3 separate regions of the Homo sapiens genome follow, and all the other regions are linked to region 1. Evidence: chromatin contacts called from ENCODE Hi-C or POLR2A ChIA-PET data. All regions are on one chromosome and are shown on one strand. Each heading gives the region's core, a stretch centred on a gene start or an enhancer-like site at or near the end of the contact. The rest is flanking DNA. Distances are from core to core; before and after follow the strand shown.

Region 1 (4,255 bases), core at 1,050-3,549:
CGTTAGACCACAGCACGTCCCCTCTGCTCACCATCCTATAGCTCCTTCCCAACGGGGTGCAGTCACAGGGAAACCTGGGTAAGACTATGGAGGCCTGGGCTTTAGTCTCAGTTCTAAAACCCTAATTCTACGCTGCATTGGTCAGGACCCTTAACCTCTCTAGGCCTTAGTTTTCTTCTATTTGAAAAAATGAAAACAGAACAAAACGAAACAACCAAGCCAGTGGCCCTGCCTTTACCTGGACTGTTTAGAGAATCAAATGCGATAATCTATGTGAAAAAGCATTTGTAAGCTCTAGGTTGCTATACAAATGATGTGGTATTATGAGGCCAGTCTGTTCTCAAAGGCAACGGCTACGTCTCATCCTTCTAAATCCTCCTTAGTCAAAGATAGACAGTAAACTCAAAAATGTTTTCAAGAAATGGAGTCTTAGATAATGTGAAAGCGGCAGTGCTTGTCTTGAGCTATTTCTAGTCATATTTTTAAAAAACTTTCTTCTTTCATGTTCAAATATCAAGTGTTTCATTACTATGAGGCTTGGCTACCCACGGCCAATTTGTGTCCTTCCCCAAATACAATACAGTTAAACTGGACACATAATCAACCCTCAAAAAGGCAGTGGGTTTGGCCGACGCTATAGGGGGTTGTAGAACTGCATTAAAGCATAAAAACCATGGGAATCCTTCACTAAAACTCCTACAGCAACTAAATCTTTCCCTATGGCTACCAATTCAGGCAGAGAAAAAAAGAAATAAATGCCTGGATGCGTAAAAAAGTATTCCAGAGAAATATCCCAGGATTCTGGAATTCTCTCATGAAAGCCTCTTGGGGGTTTCAGAGGTCCCAGGTTCCATACAGTATGGAAAAGGAGAAATGTATGCTATAAATTAAAAATAGAATAAGACTTCTCCATTCCTCACTATTCTTCAATTACTGAGATTTAAACTTTCTTAATAAAACTTCCGTTAAGAAAAACAAACTCTCAAGTAGGGCATGGTGGTGTGAGCCTGTGGTCCCAGCTACTCTACAGGCTGAGGTGAAGGAGGGTGCAGTGAGCTGAGATTGAGCCACTGCACTCCAGCCTGGGTGACAGAGCGAGACCCCACCTCAAAAAAAAAAAAAAAAAAAAAGAAAGAAGAAAAGGAAACTTTCATTAAGAAAGTTTAAATCTTTCATAGGATAACTATCTTCCATTACGATAACCAAACACTTTGTGAAGTGCAAAAAATCCTGTGACACTCCACTTCTGCATATATACCCAAAAGAACTGAAAGCAGGGATCCCAACAGACATCTGTGCACCCATGCCCACAGCAGCACTATTCACAAAGGCCAACGGGTGGAAGCAACACAAGTGCCCTTGACAGACGAATAAAGAAAATGTGGCATATACATATAATGGAATACTAATCAGCCTTAAAAAGGAAGAAAGTCCTGTCATTTCAACAACATGGATGAACCTTCAGGACACTGTGTTAAGTGAAATAAGCCAGCCACAAAAAGACAAATGCTATGATTCTATTTATATGAGGTATGTAGAATAGTCAAATCCATAGACAGTAGAATGGAGGTCACCAGAGGCTGGAAAAGGGAATGTATAAAGGGTGCAGAGTTTCAATTTTGCAAAATAAAGAGTTCTGTGATAGCCAGTGGCGATGGTTGCCCCAAAATGTGAATGTACTTTAAATGTACTGAACTGTACACTTAAAAAATGGTTAAGATCCTAATTTTTATGTTGTGTGTATTTTAGCACAATGTAAAAAATTCCCATGACAGTAAACCTGCATGTAACTTCCTATTATCATTACAAACAACCATGCATGGAACGAAGCAAAGATGAGTACAAAGACAAAGAAAAATCACAGTCTTGTTTCTTACCAATGCCACTATTTCTGTTCTCAATTCCAGCAGCTTCTTTTCGTTCAATGAATACTGAAATAAACACGTAACATGGGTCAGATTCTGATCTACTCCTCTCTCTTCTCCTTCTCTGGTGCCTTAAATATTCTGGTCTCAGTACCTCCTAGAATACGTAACACCAGAAAGTCACCTCTGGGATTAAGTAGCCTACCTGCTTCTTTATATGTGTTACTTGAGGTTTCTTTTTTTTTTTTTTCCATAGAGATGGGGCTTTGCCATGTTGCCCAGGCTGGTCTCAAACTTCTGAGCTCGAGCAATCTGCCCACCTCGGCCTCCCAAGGTGCTGGGATTACAAGCATGACCTGCCGTGCTGGCTAAAGTTTCTTATTTATACTTACTCATTCCTCTAATATCTGGATTTCCTTAGTCATCTGTCACTTCTCCCTGCATATTTCCTGTGATGTCTTTAGGTCCCTCCCACTATTGTAGTAGCACTCCCTGGGGACCAATTTCGAAGGATGCTGAGTCATATGGTTTTTGGTTTTGAGAGGGTTGAAAATGGAGACTCAACTCAATTTAGGAGCTATCCCATCATAACTAGTAGCAAAACACGTCACTACTTGAGTCTCAACAAAAGACAGAAAAGGTATGAAGTTGGGGAACAAATAGCTGCCAAGGATTATTATTCTATGACAAAGACATTGTGTTGTGATTATAAAATACAATGTAAATACATAAATACACTAACTCATCACATGTTGGGTTTTTTTTTTTTTGGCTTGGTTTTTTGTTTTGAGATGGAGTCTCACTCTATTCCCAGGCTGGAGTGCAGTGGCTTGATCTGGGGTCCCTGCAACCTCTGCCTCCCAGGTTCAAGCAATTCTCCTGCCTTAGCCTCCTGCACATGTTGGTTTTAATAACAATAAAAAAACCCACTTGGGCGTAGCCATAATCCAGCGTTACTAAAGGAACTAATTCTACCCAGAGTTAAAGTATCTCGCCTTTTGGCTATTAATGTCAGTGAAAAGATTTAGTGCAGTTTTGTAGACAGTAAGATTGAAATCAGACTTATCTCCTTAGTAGTGGGCAACAAGATTTAATTGAGCATATGACAATCAGTAATTTGAATGACGACTTTTAAGAACTACATTAACCTTGTTATAGAAAGAAAAAGTTAATCCTTTGAAGTATATAGAAACTTCCTAGCTATAAAATATTCTCCTGGGACTACTGGGAGCTTAGAAGTAGAAAAAAAAAAAAGAAAAAAAAGAGAAAGAGAAACAAAAACAAAAACAAAAAACCCCAAAACCCTAAGCCAAGGAGTAGGTTGTAAAACCAAGAACAATGCTCTTTAAACCTCAGGGTTTCAGACCAGGAGAGCCCGATGCATCAGATCACCACTAGAGGGCGGCGTGGAACAAGATTTTGTGCACCACTAAACCTCAGTCTTCATTAACTCAACATTGACTCACCCACAAAAGAAGAGCCTAAATATTGACGCTGTCATGGTTTTAAAAATAACATCTATGTAGCTCTATATCCCCATGCCCCAGAAGTTTATATGCCATACTGCTTTTGGAACTGGCTGTAAATATCATAGTTAATTTGCAATTTAATATTTAACATTATAACTTTACCGAAAGAACGAGAGCCAGAAAACTCATCTTCACCAATGCATGTTACAAACACACTCGCTGTATAATTTACTACTGCCTTGTGCTTCAGAGTAATCCAAGTTTATGATTACCAAGAACAACCTCCCCGCTAGGTTACTAAATGACATAAATTCACTGGCTTGATGGGAGCTAAGCTATGATGCAAAGGCAAAAGGATGATACAGTGGACTTTGAGGACTTGGGGGAAAGGGTAGGAGGTGGGTGAGGGGCAAGACTACACATTGGGTACAGTGTACGCTGCTAGGGTGATGGGGGCACCAAAAATCTCAGAAATCACCTCTAAATAACGTCTTCATGTAACCAAACACCACCTGTTCCCCCAAAACCCACTGAAATTAAAATAATGAAACACTAAAAAAAGACTATAAGAACAATTCATAGTCACAGTTACTGTTCAAATATACCACAGACACTTTTGTGTCATGTAGAAAAAGTTACTATCATGATGGACAGGATTTAATTGAAACTCTGTGCATTGGTTGCTTTCTGGAGATTAAGGTCAATATAGTCATTCCAGATAAAGTAATTACATGTAAATCATATTTATCAGCATATTTAACTAGTAAATTCAAGTAAAATAAAATCAGGGTAAGTATTTTGAGTGCTGCATTATCAAGTCTGCAAAATATTATAAGCTTTACTTTTCTTATAAGAACACTGAATGAATCCACTCTATATATCCAATAATTTAAAAATATGAGTATTTGCAAGAATGAAATT
Region 2 (4,395 bases), core at 438-2,937, 69 kb before region 1:
TGTATTATGCTTTAATAACTATTTAAAAATTTGACCCCATAAGGACAATTTTGTAGGGTAGGTTAGGTGTCCCAGATCAGGTTTCCTAGAAACGGAGGCTGAGATGGGGTTTCTGGTACCTGTGATCTTTTGACAGAGTGCTCTCAAGTGAAATGTGTAGGGGAATAAGGGAAGTAAACTAGCACGGGGAGGAAGCCAGGCGAAGATGTAAGCTCGGTGAGGTCTGGCTCCAGCCTAACCCCACAGGAAGCTCTGGAGTGTGTGTGCACCATGCAGTCATCCCACCTTAAGGCAAGAGTCCAGGGCTTTTAAAGCCTGTATTAACCACTCATTAGCTGCAGACCACATTCCTCCCTGGGGTGGTATAACATCCGAGGGATCTCTGGGCAAGGAGGTGAGGGTGTGGCTATGAGTCACTGGCAACATTCCCTGTGGCCTGAGATGGGTGCATCAGCAGGTGACAGGACATGCTCAGGGCACCAAGAGCATCCAAGGATGCTTTTTTTTTTTTTTTTTTGAGATGGAGTCTCACTCTGTCACCCAGGCTGGAGTGCAGTGGTGCCATCTCAGCTCACTGCAACCTTCGCCTCCCAGATACAGATGATTTTAATGCCTCAGCCTCCTGAGTAGCAGGGATTACAGGCTCCTGCCACCCCACCAGGCTAATTTTTGTATTTTTAGTAGAAACGGGGTCTACCATGTTGGCTAGGCTGGTCTCAAACTTCTGACCTTAGGTGATCCACCTGCCTCGGCCTCCCACAGTGCTGGGATTACAGGTGAGAGCCACTGCACCTGGCCTTCCAGTCACATTTCTAATCACACACCTGATCATTTCAATGACTACATCTGCCTTAAGAGAACTCTCTGAATGTTGGCATTACTGAGCAATGTTGGAATGTCACAAGTCTTGCAAATATGTCCATCAAATAAGTTCACATTTTAATAGGTTTAATCTGGGAAGAGGGTCTTTCATAAAGAGACGATTTTTAGAATACGTGTGTACGTAGGAACACAAGCCCGTAAGTTTGGCTGTTGCCACCATGCTCATTACTGACCTTCATCATGTTTATTTTCATGGTCCATATGCCTTTTTCTACTCTCTGTTGACCATGTGAAAGTCTGTCTGTGTCAGCATGGTTTACCTTAGTTTATAAGGTCCTCATAGGTATAGGTCACAACTATTTACTGTTCTCTATGTTGCATGTTGCACAATTATGGGTTTAACAACTGCTTCTTGTTGATATAGGGATGTAACTCTGCTTTTTTATTATGGCAATGATATTCTATTTGATAATTGCCCAGGCCTTAAACATATGACTAAGGCATCATCCTGAGCAGGACTTGCAAACTCAAATACCTCCATGAGCCAGGTAGATAATGTAAAAGAGTGAACCAGGTCGGGTATAAAACAATAACAGAGTGGAGAGCATAAAGGAATTTCAAATCAAAACGTTCCAAACACTTCACAGGTCAAACAAAACACCTCTGTGGGTCAGATCTGGCCAATGGTTCACCAGTTAGTGGCCTAAAGGCTAGGTCTGAACTCAAAGCCGGAAACTCAGGCCAATTACAGGTGTCCTGGATCTGTCTTAGGTTTGCCAAAAGCTATCATTACTTGTCCCTGCCTACCGTGGGTGATCTGAAATACCAGATTTTTCAGTCATGCTGCCCTGCCTGTAGAACCAGACCTGGAGATTTTGAGATACTTCCTGGCTTGCCAGGGAAATCTGAGTCATAGGTGCCCCATTTACTTAACACAACCACAAAAAAACACCTTCAAAGAGCCTATTTCCTATTGTAGTGCCCTATATCTAGGAGGCACTCCTTAAATACTTCTTGATGACACAAGCAAGCTACTTTCATAATGCTTGATTTCAAGTCTTTATAACCCATCCAGTGGTCTTCATTCTAAGAATTAAGTGTAGGGGCTGGGCACGTTGGCTCACACCTGTAATCCCAGCTCTTTGGGAGGCCGAGGCGGGCAGATCACGAGGTCAGGAGATCAAGACCATCCTGGCTAACACGGTGAAACCCCATCTCTACCAAAAATACAAAAAATTAGCCGGGCGTGATGGCGGGCACCTGTAATCCCAGCTACTCGGGAGGCTGAGGCAGGAGAATGGCGTGAACCCAGGAGGCGGAGCTTGCAGTGAGCCGAGATCACGCCACTGCACTCCAGCCTGGGAGATAGAGAGAGACTCCGTCTCAAAAAAAAAAAAAAAAAAAAAAGAATTAAGTGTTCACAGTTTAATTATGATGCAAAGATTACATATACTATACCAAGTGTTGACAAGGATGTGCAGAAATCAGAGCCCTGATACGCTCAGACACTGCAGGTGTGAAAACAGTATGGCAGTTCCTCCAAGCTTAAACTTAGATTTCCCATATGACCCAGCAATTCTACTCCTGGGTATATACCCAAAAGAAAGGAAAACATATGTTCACATAAAAACTTGCACACAAATGTTCATAGCAGCATTATTCATAATAGTAAAAAAGTAGAAATAATCCAAATATCCATCAATGGATGAATGGATAAATAAAATGTTGGCCGGGCACAGTGGCTCACATCTGTAATCTCAGCACTTTGGGAGGCCGGATCGCTTGTGTCCAGGAGTTTGAGACCAGCCTGGGCAACATGAAGAAACCCTATCTCTAGAAAAAAATAGAAAAGTTAGCCAGGCGTAATGGTGCGCACCTGTACACCCAGCTACTCGGAAGGCTGAGGTGGAAGGATCTCTGGAGCCCGTGAGGTCGAGGCTGCAGTGGGCTGTGATCATGCCACTGCTCTCCAGCTTGGGTGACAGAGCGAGACCCTGTCTCAAGAATTTTTTAATTAAATTCAATTAAACATTTAAAAATAAAATGTTGTCTATTCATAGAGTGGAACATTATTCAGCAGTATAAAGGAATGGAGTTCTGGTTCTGATGAATGTTACAACACAGATGAACCTTCATAATATTATGCTAATTGAAGGGTGCCAATCACAAAAGACCACATATTTTATGTTTCCTTTTATATGCAATGTTCAGGATAGGCAAATCCATAGACACAGAAAGTAGATTAGTGGTTGTCAGGAGTTGGGGGGAAGAGAGAGTGAGGAGTGACTGCTAGTGGGTAGAAAATTTATTTTGGGGGTGGTGAAATGTTCTAAAAGGTATGATGGTGATGGTTGCACAACTTTGTGAATATACTAAAAACTGCTGAATTGTACATATTAAATGGATAAATTATGTGGTATGTGAATTATATCTCAATAAAGCTCTTATTTTAAAAAAGGTTACATGTGCTATGAAGGTTTTTGTCATAAGCACCAAATACTGTGTACATGAATTTACTGCCATGTAACTTTCAGTGCTTTTCTTACTCCTGGCACATAGTAGGCCATCAATAGATGTTTGTTGAAGGAATGGTGAATGGTTTCTAAGAAGCTAGAATATTCAGTGAATTGGGCTGGAGGATTCTGATTTAAATTTCTGGAGGCTATCCTGAAAATCCATGGATTTTCTTTCCTACAAGAAAGAAACTAGCATGAAGCTTGGCATATGGCATGCTCTCAATAAATAGCAGTTCCTTCCCTCTTTTTTCAAAACAGTTCTAAAATGTATTATTCTACTTTCTTAGTATCAACCTTTTCAGCTTTATAATGAATTATCAATGGAAATAGGAGTAGAAATTTTAAAAGACCAATCTTATTTGTGTCCAGTAGTGGGAGTCACACTCAGCTAAGAAATGGTTTTTTGATGTTAAAATTTGAATAAACGGGCTAGTACAGTGGTTCTCAGTGCATCAGAATCACCTGAAGAATTGATCTGGGGTGGGGCTCAAGAAGCTGCATTTCCAACAAGTTCTAAGGGAGACCAGCATTTCTTCCTTTTAAAAAAATTTTTTTAATTTTTGAAACAATCACAAAATTACAGGGAAATCAGAGATACAATTCAAAGAACTATTTCTACTGAGCCATTTGAGAGCAAATTGCTGACATCACCTGTGTGGAATTTCTACAAACAAGATATTCTACATAACCGAAATATAACCATCAGAATCAGGAAAGAAACACTGATGCGTTAGTACTATCTAATCTTCACATCCCATTCAAATTTTACCAGTTGCCCCAATAACATTGTTTACAGCTAATGATCCAGTTCAAACCATGCATTGCAGTTACTTGTCATATGTCTCTAGCCATGAAACACTTCCTCAGTAACTCCTTGACTTTCCTGACCCTGACACTTTTGAAGATTACAGGCCAGTTATTTTTTAGCGTCCCTTAATTTGGGCTTCTCTATTTCCTCAAGTGTAGATTCAGGTTATGAATCTTGGGAGGCATATCATAGAAATGCCTCTGTGTTCTTCTCAGTGTATCAGGTGCCACACAATAGTAATGTGTTGCA
Region 3 (4,806 bases), core at 1,665-4,164, 79 kb after region 1:
TCAGTGAAAAGTTTCCTTGGAACAAATGCATCTGTAATTCTCATTAATGCTTCTCAGAGCCTTACGGTAGCAAAAAAAAAATGTCCAGTGTGACAGTGTGTCCAGAATTGGTGGGTTCTTGGTCTCACTGACTTCTAGAATGAAGCCGCAGACCCTCGCGGTGAGTGTTACAGTTCTTCAGGTGGCGCGTGTAGGAGTTTGTTCTTTCTGATGTTCGGATGTGTTTGGAATTTCTTCCTTCTGGTGGGTTTGTGGTCTCACTGGCTCAGGAGCGAAGCTGCAGACCTTCGCGCTGAGTGCTACAGCCCTTAAATCGGTGCGTCTGGAATTGTTCATTCCTCCAGGTGGGCTTGCAGTCTTGCTGGCTTCAGGAGTGAAGTTGTAGACCTTCCAGGTGAGTGTTACAGCTTATAAAAGCAGCGTGAACCTAAAGAGTGAGTAGTAACAAGATTTATTGCAGAGTGAAAGAACAAAGCTTCCACAGTGCAGAAGGGGACCAGAGCGGGTTGCCACTGCTGGCTCGGGCAACTTGCTTTTATTCTCTTATCTGGCCCCATCCACATACTGCTGATTGGTAGAGCCAAGTGGTCTGTTTTGACAGGGCACTGATTGGTGCGTTTACAATCCCTGAGCTAGACACAAAGGTTCTCCACTCCCCACTAGATTAACTAGATACAGAGTGTCCACACAAAGGTTCTCCAAGGCCCCAGCAGAGTAACTAGATACAGTGTCAATTGGTGCATTCACAAACCCTGAGCTAGACACAGGGTGGTGATTGGTGTGTTTACAAACTTTGAGCTACAGAGTGCCGATTGGTGTATTTACAATCCCTGAGCTAGACATAAAGGTTCTCCAAGGCCCCACTAAAGCAGCTAGATACAGACTGTCGATTGGTGCATTCACAAACCCTGAGCTAGACACAGGGTGCTGATTGGTGTGTTTACAAACCTTGAGCTAGATACAGAGTGCTGATTGGTGTATTTACAATCCCTGAGCTAGACATAAAGGTTCTCCAAGGTCCCACCAGAGTAGCTAGATAGAGAGTGTCCATTGGTGCATTCACAAACCCTGAGCTAGATACAGGGTGCTGATTGGTGTATTTACAATCCCTGAGCTATACATAAAGGTTCTCCACGACCCCACCAGACTCAGGAGCCTAGCTGGCTTCACTCAGTGAATCTTGTACCGGGGCTGCAGGTGGAGCTGCCTGCTAGTCCCGCGCCTCTCAGCCCTTGGGTGGTTGATGGGACTGGGCGCTGTGGAGCAGGGGGCGGCGCTCGTCGGGGAGGCTTGGGCGGCACAGGAGCCCACGGAGAGGGTGGGAGGCTCAGGCATGGCGGGCTGCAAGTCCCGAGCCCTGCCCTGCCGGAAGGCAGCTAAGGCCCAGTGAGAAATCAAGAGCAGCGCCGGTGGGCTGGCACTGCTGGGGGACCCAGTACATCCTCTGCAGCCGCTGGCCTGGGTGCTAAGCTCCTCATTTCCTGGGGCTGGCAGGGCTGGCCGGCTGCTCCCAGTGCGGGGCCCGCCAAGCCCACGCCCACGCGGAACTCTAGCTGGCCCGCAAGCGCCGCGCGCAGCCCCGGTTCCCGCTCGCTCCTCTCCCTCCACACCTCCCTGCAAGCTGAAGGAGCCGGCTCCGGCCTTTGCCAGCCCAGAAAGGGACTCCCAGGGTGCAGTGGTGGGCTGAAGGGCTTACTCAAGTGCCGCCAAAGTGGGAGCCCAGGCAGAGGAGGTGCCGAGAGCGAGTGAGGGCTGTGAGGACTGCCAGTACGCTGTCACCTCTCAACAGCATATTCAAGGTGTGGTCTTGGGGTTTCAGGCAGCTCCAGCAGCATTGGCTTTGGCTTTCATTTTTTTTTTTCTTTGCTTCTGCTGAGGGTGATTCCAGGGACTTTTTAACCTCCTGTCTATACTTCTGGTTCAATCTCTTTGCACACAAGGAAGCAATTTCTACTGTACGGGAAAGGTTCATTTCCCCATGACCCCCACATTTTGTTTTTCAAGTGCTCAACAATTGGGAACAAGTTTATTGTCATCCAGGTGAGGCAGTTAAGCGGGAGTGTCACACCAGTATTTGTGAAGGAGAGGGCTTAAATATGGGTAACAGGGGAATGTGATGTGTTTATTCCGGCAACAACCTCAGACATTAAACTTCCTCTTCTGATCCTACACCACTCCTTCCCCATCACCAGTGGTTAGGCAACAGGGTGACTCTCATGGGCTGAACTGTGTTCCCCTTACCACCCACCCAGGTTTATATGTTGAAGACCCAACCCCTGTATCTCAGAATGTCACCATATTTGGAGATAAGGTCTTTACAGAGGTGACTGAGGTAAAATGAGGCCACTAGGGTGGGCCTTAATCCAATATGTGATGTCTAATGGAGAAACCAGGGGTCCTGGGGCACAGAGAAAAGACCATGAGGACATAGCAAGAAAGTGGCCATCTACAAGCCACGGAAGGGAGGTCTTGGGAGAAACCAACCCTGCCAACACTTTGATCTTGGATTTTCAGTCTCTAGAACTGTGAGAGAATCAATTTTTGTTGTTTAAGCCCCTCAGTGTGTTGACTGTTCCGGTGGCCCTAGCAAACTAATACAGTGGCCTTGTGCAGGTGAGACAGTTGAGAAAAAGAGGAAAACTGGTTTTCCCTCTTTTCCGGTGTGTGTGTGTGTGTGTGCGTGTGAGAGAGAGATTAGAGGGCGGGGAGGGGAGAAGAGAGGAAGCAAGCTAACCGGAGAGAGAGCAGGTGAGTTTTCTTTTGCAGAACAGAGTTAATGAAGTGGCAACTCTGCCTTCCCTGTGCCTTTCCTGTGAATCTGGGAATTTCCACCCGTCCCTCCCACGAAGTCCCAGTAGGATCCCTCGGGCCGGGCAGAGCCTGGCCTGCGGTCCTGCTGGCTCTTCGCCAAGCTGCCCGGTACTCGCAGGGTGATGGGCAGGGACTTGGCGGGAGGCAGAGGGACGTCGGAGGGCAGGGCGGGAGTGAGATCGCCTCTGGTTTCTGTGGAGAACTCCTGCACCTGGGTCAGGGTCTCAGCCACGGACAAGGGGCGTGGCTCTGCAGAGCGAAGCAGCAGCTCCACCCGTTCGCAGGGAGGGAGGGGGCGGAGGTGGCCTCACTGCCTGAGGGGGTCCTACCCCTCCCGAGGACGCGACGCAAAAGCCAGTAGACTCACGACGCCCCCCGCATGTCACACGACAAGGCCAGCAGGGCCGCCACCAGAGGGCACCAGCGGCTGGGACCCGCAGGAAAGGGAGGAAGAACAGGTGGCGCCGGTGAGGCGAAGGCGAGGGCACGAGGGGGTGGCCTGCGGCCCGCGCTGCTCCGGGGAGGGGCTTCCACCTGGACAGTGACGGAAGCCAGGGCGACTCAACAGGACACATTTGCACCATTTGCACGGCTGGGTGAAACGACAACCCCTCAGCTGGGCTCAAATTACCTGAAGGGCCTGCATCTACAACAGATTAGCTTTCGGTTTTCCTCCCGGGCTGCTCCTAGGGCACCCAGGGGGAGAGTTCCACAAAGTAAGAGTCATTAAAATTACCAATAAGAAGAGGAAAACTGCTACGTATTTGTTCTGATTGAGCTGAGAATCCTGAATCCCGAGAATCCTGAAATAGAATTGGTTCAGGGACCACCGTCTGACAACTATTGTGTAATCCTCCGTCACACAAACGGAAGTCTTCTTATAGGTGTGCCCTTCACTGTGTCTACAGGCTGGATTTTAGGACTAACACGAGCACCGTGCTGTAGCTTAACACAGAAAATCCCAATGTTAGGACAGAACACTACTAGCCGTAGTACAGAGGGCCACTTCATAATAATAAAACATATTTAGCAGGAAGAGAGAATACTTGCGTGCACTTAATAACAGAGCTTTGTGGTATACCAAGGAAAATGGACAGAACTATTAGGAAAAATAGACAAATCCACTCTCGTAAATATTTTAAACGCACTATATTAGATCATTCTTGCATTGCTGTAAATAAACACCGGAGACTGGGTAATTTATATAGAAAAGAGGTTTAATTGGCTCACAGTTCTGCAGGCCGTACAGCAAGCTTGTCCAACCTGTGGCGTATAGGCCTCATGTGGCCCAGGACAGCTTTGAATGTGGCCCAACACAAATTCATAAACTTCCTTAAAACATTATGAGACTTTTTTGCAATTTTTTTTAAAGCTCATCAGCTATCGTCAGTGTTAGTGTATTGCATGCGTGGCCCAAGACAATTCTTCTTCCAATGTGGCCTATGAAAGCCCAAAGATTGGACACCCCTGCTTTACAGGAAGCATAGTGGCATCTGCTCAGCTTCTGTGGAGCCTCAGGAAATTCACAGTCATGGTAGAAGTTGAAGCCGGGCAGGCATCTCACATGGCAAATGCAGAGGCAAGAGAGGGAGAGCAGGAGGAAGGTGCCACACACTTTCAAAGGACCAGGTCCCGAGTGAACTCAGCATGAGAGCTCATTGATCACCAAGGGGATGGCCCAAGCCATTCATGAGGGATCCATCCCCATGATCCAAATACCTCCCACCAGGCCCCACTTCCAACACTGGGGATGAAAATCAACATAAGATTTGGGTGGGGGGGTGGGGGACGGGCGCGGTGGCTGACGCCTATAATCCTAGCACTTTGGGGGTCTGATTCGGGTGGATCATCAGGTCAGGTGTTCGAGACCAGCCTGGCCAACATGGTGAAACCCCGTCTCTACTAAAAGTACAAATACTAGCTGGGAGTTGTGACACACCTCTGTAGTCCCAGCTACTCAGGAGGCTGAGGCAGAAGAATCGCTTGAACCAAGGA

The links. Hi-C counts contacts between places; a loop is a spot of excess contacts on that map. ChIA-PET counts read pairs that join two places held with the same protein, here RNA polymerase II (POLR2A). Pooled maps may share reads with other maps.
Region 2: a map of PC-9 shows a loop between it and region 1 (8-fold over the local background). The contact joins two enhancer-like sites. A Hi-C loop is called at or near these places in 9 of 168 maps with a recorded cell type or tissue (A673, CD4-positive, alpha-beta memory T cell, IMR-90 and 6 more), 5 of 37 single-sample maps with no recorded cell type and 19 of 50 pooled maps. POLR2A ChIA-PET finds 5 or more read pairs at or near these places in 7 of 52 experiments (CD4-positive, alpha-beta T cell, MCF 10A, OCI-LY7 and 3 more).
Region 3: a map of PC-3 shows a loop between it and region 1 (11-fold over the local background). The contact joins two enhancer-like sites. A Hi-C loop is called at or near these places in 23 of 168 maps with a recorded cell type or tissue (A673, B cell, CD4-positive, alpha-beta memory T cell and 18 more), 17 of 37 single-sample maps with no recorded cell type and 32 of 50 pooled maps. POLR2A ChIA-PET finds 5 or more read pairs at or near these places in 4 of 52 experiments (OCI-LY7, WTC11, activated CD8-positive, alpha-beta T cell and 1 more).

What each region holds. Positions count from the first base shown.
Region 1 is chr6:13,792,017-13,796,271 of GRCh38, forward strand. MCUR1 (mitochondrial calcium uniporter regulator 1) reads right to left here. Exons shown (of 9, transcript NM_001031713.4): 7 at 1,878-1,931. Among named protein-coding and RNA genes, the nearest start is that of MCUR1, 20 kb to the right of the region's middle. Within about 2 kb of position 2,300, at least 4 of the 41 ENCODE cell types and tissues checked have a DNase peak (open chromatin) inside an H3K27ac peak, as active enhancers do; they include PC-3 and PC-9, where a contact is called at or near this core.
Region 2 is chr6:13,724,069-13,728,463 of GRCh38, forward strand. No RefSeq gene overlaps it. Among named protein-coding and RNA genes, the nearest start is that of RANBP9, 14 kb to the left of the region's middle. Within about 2 kb of position 1,688, at least 7 of the 41 ENCODE cell types and tissues checked have a DNase peak (open chromatin) inside an H3K27ac peak, as active enhancers do; they include PC-3 and PC-9, where a contact is called at or near this core.
Region 3 is chr6:13,870,702-13,875,507 of GRCh38, forward strand. No RefSeq gene overlaps it. Among named protein-coding and RNA genes, the nearest start is that of RNF182, 52 kb to the right of the region's middle. RefSeq lists an enhancer at 1,535-2,117 and a silencer at 3,231-3,370. Within about 2 kb of position 2,915, at least 11 of the 41 ENCODE cell types and tissues checked have a DNase peak (open chromatin) inside an H3K27ac peak, as active enhancers do; they include PC-3 and PC-9, where a contact is called at or near this core.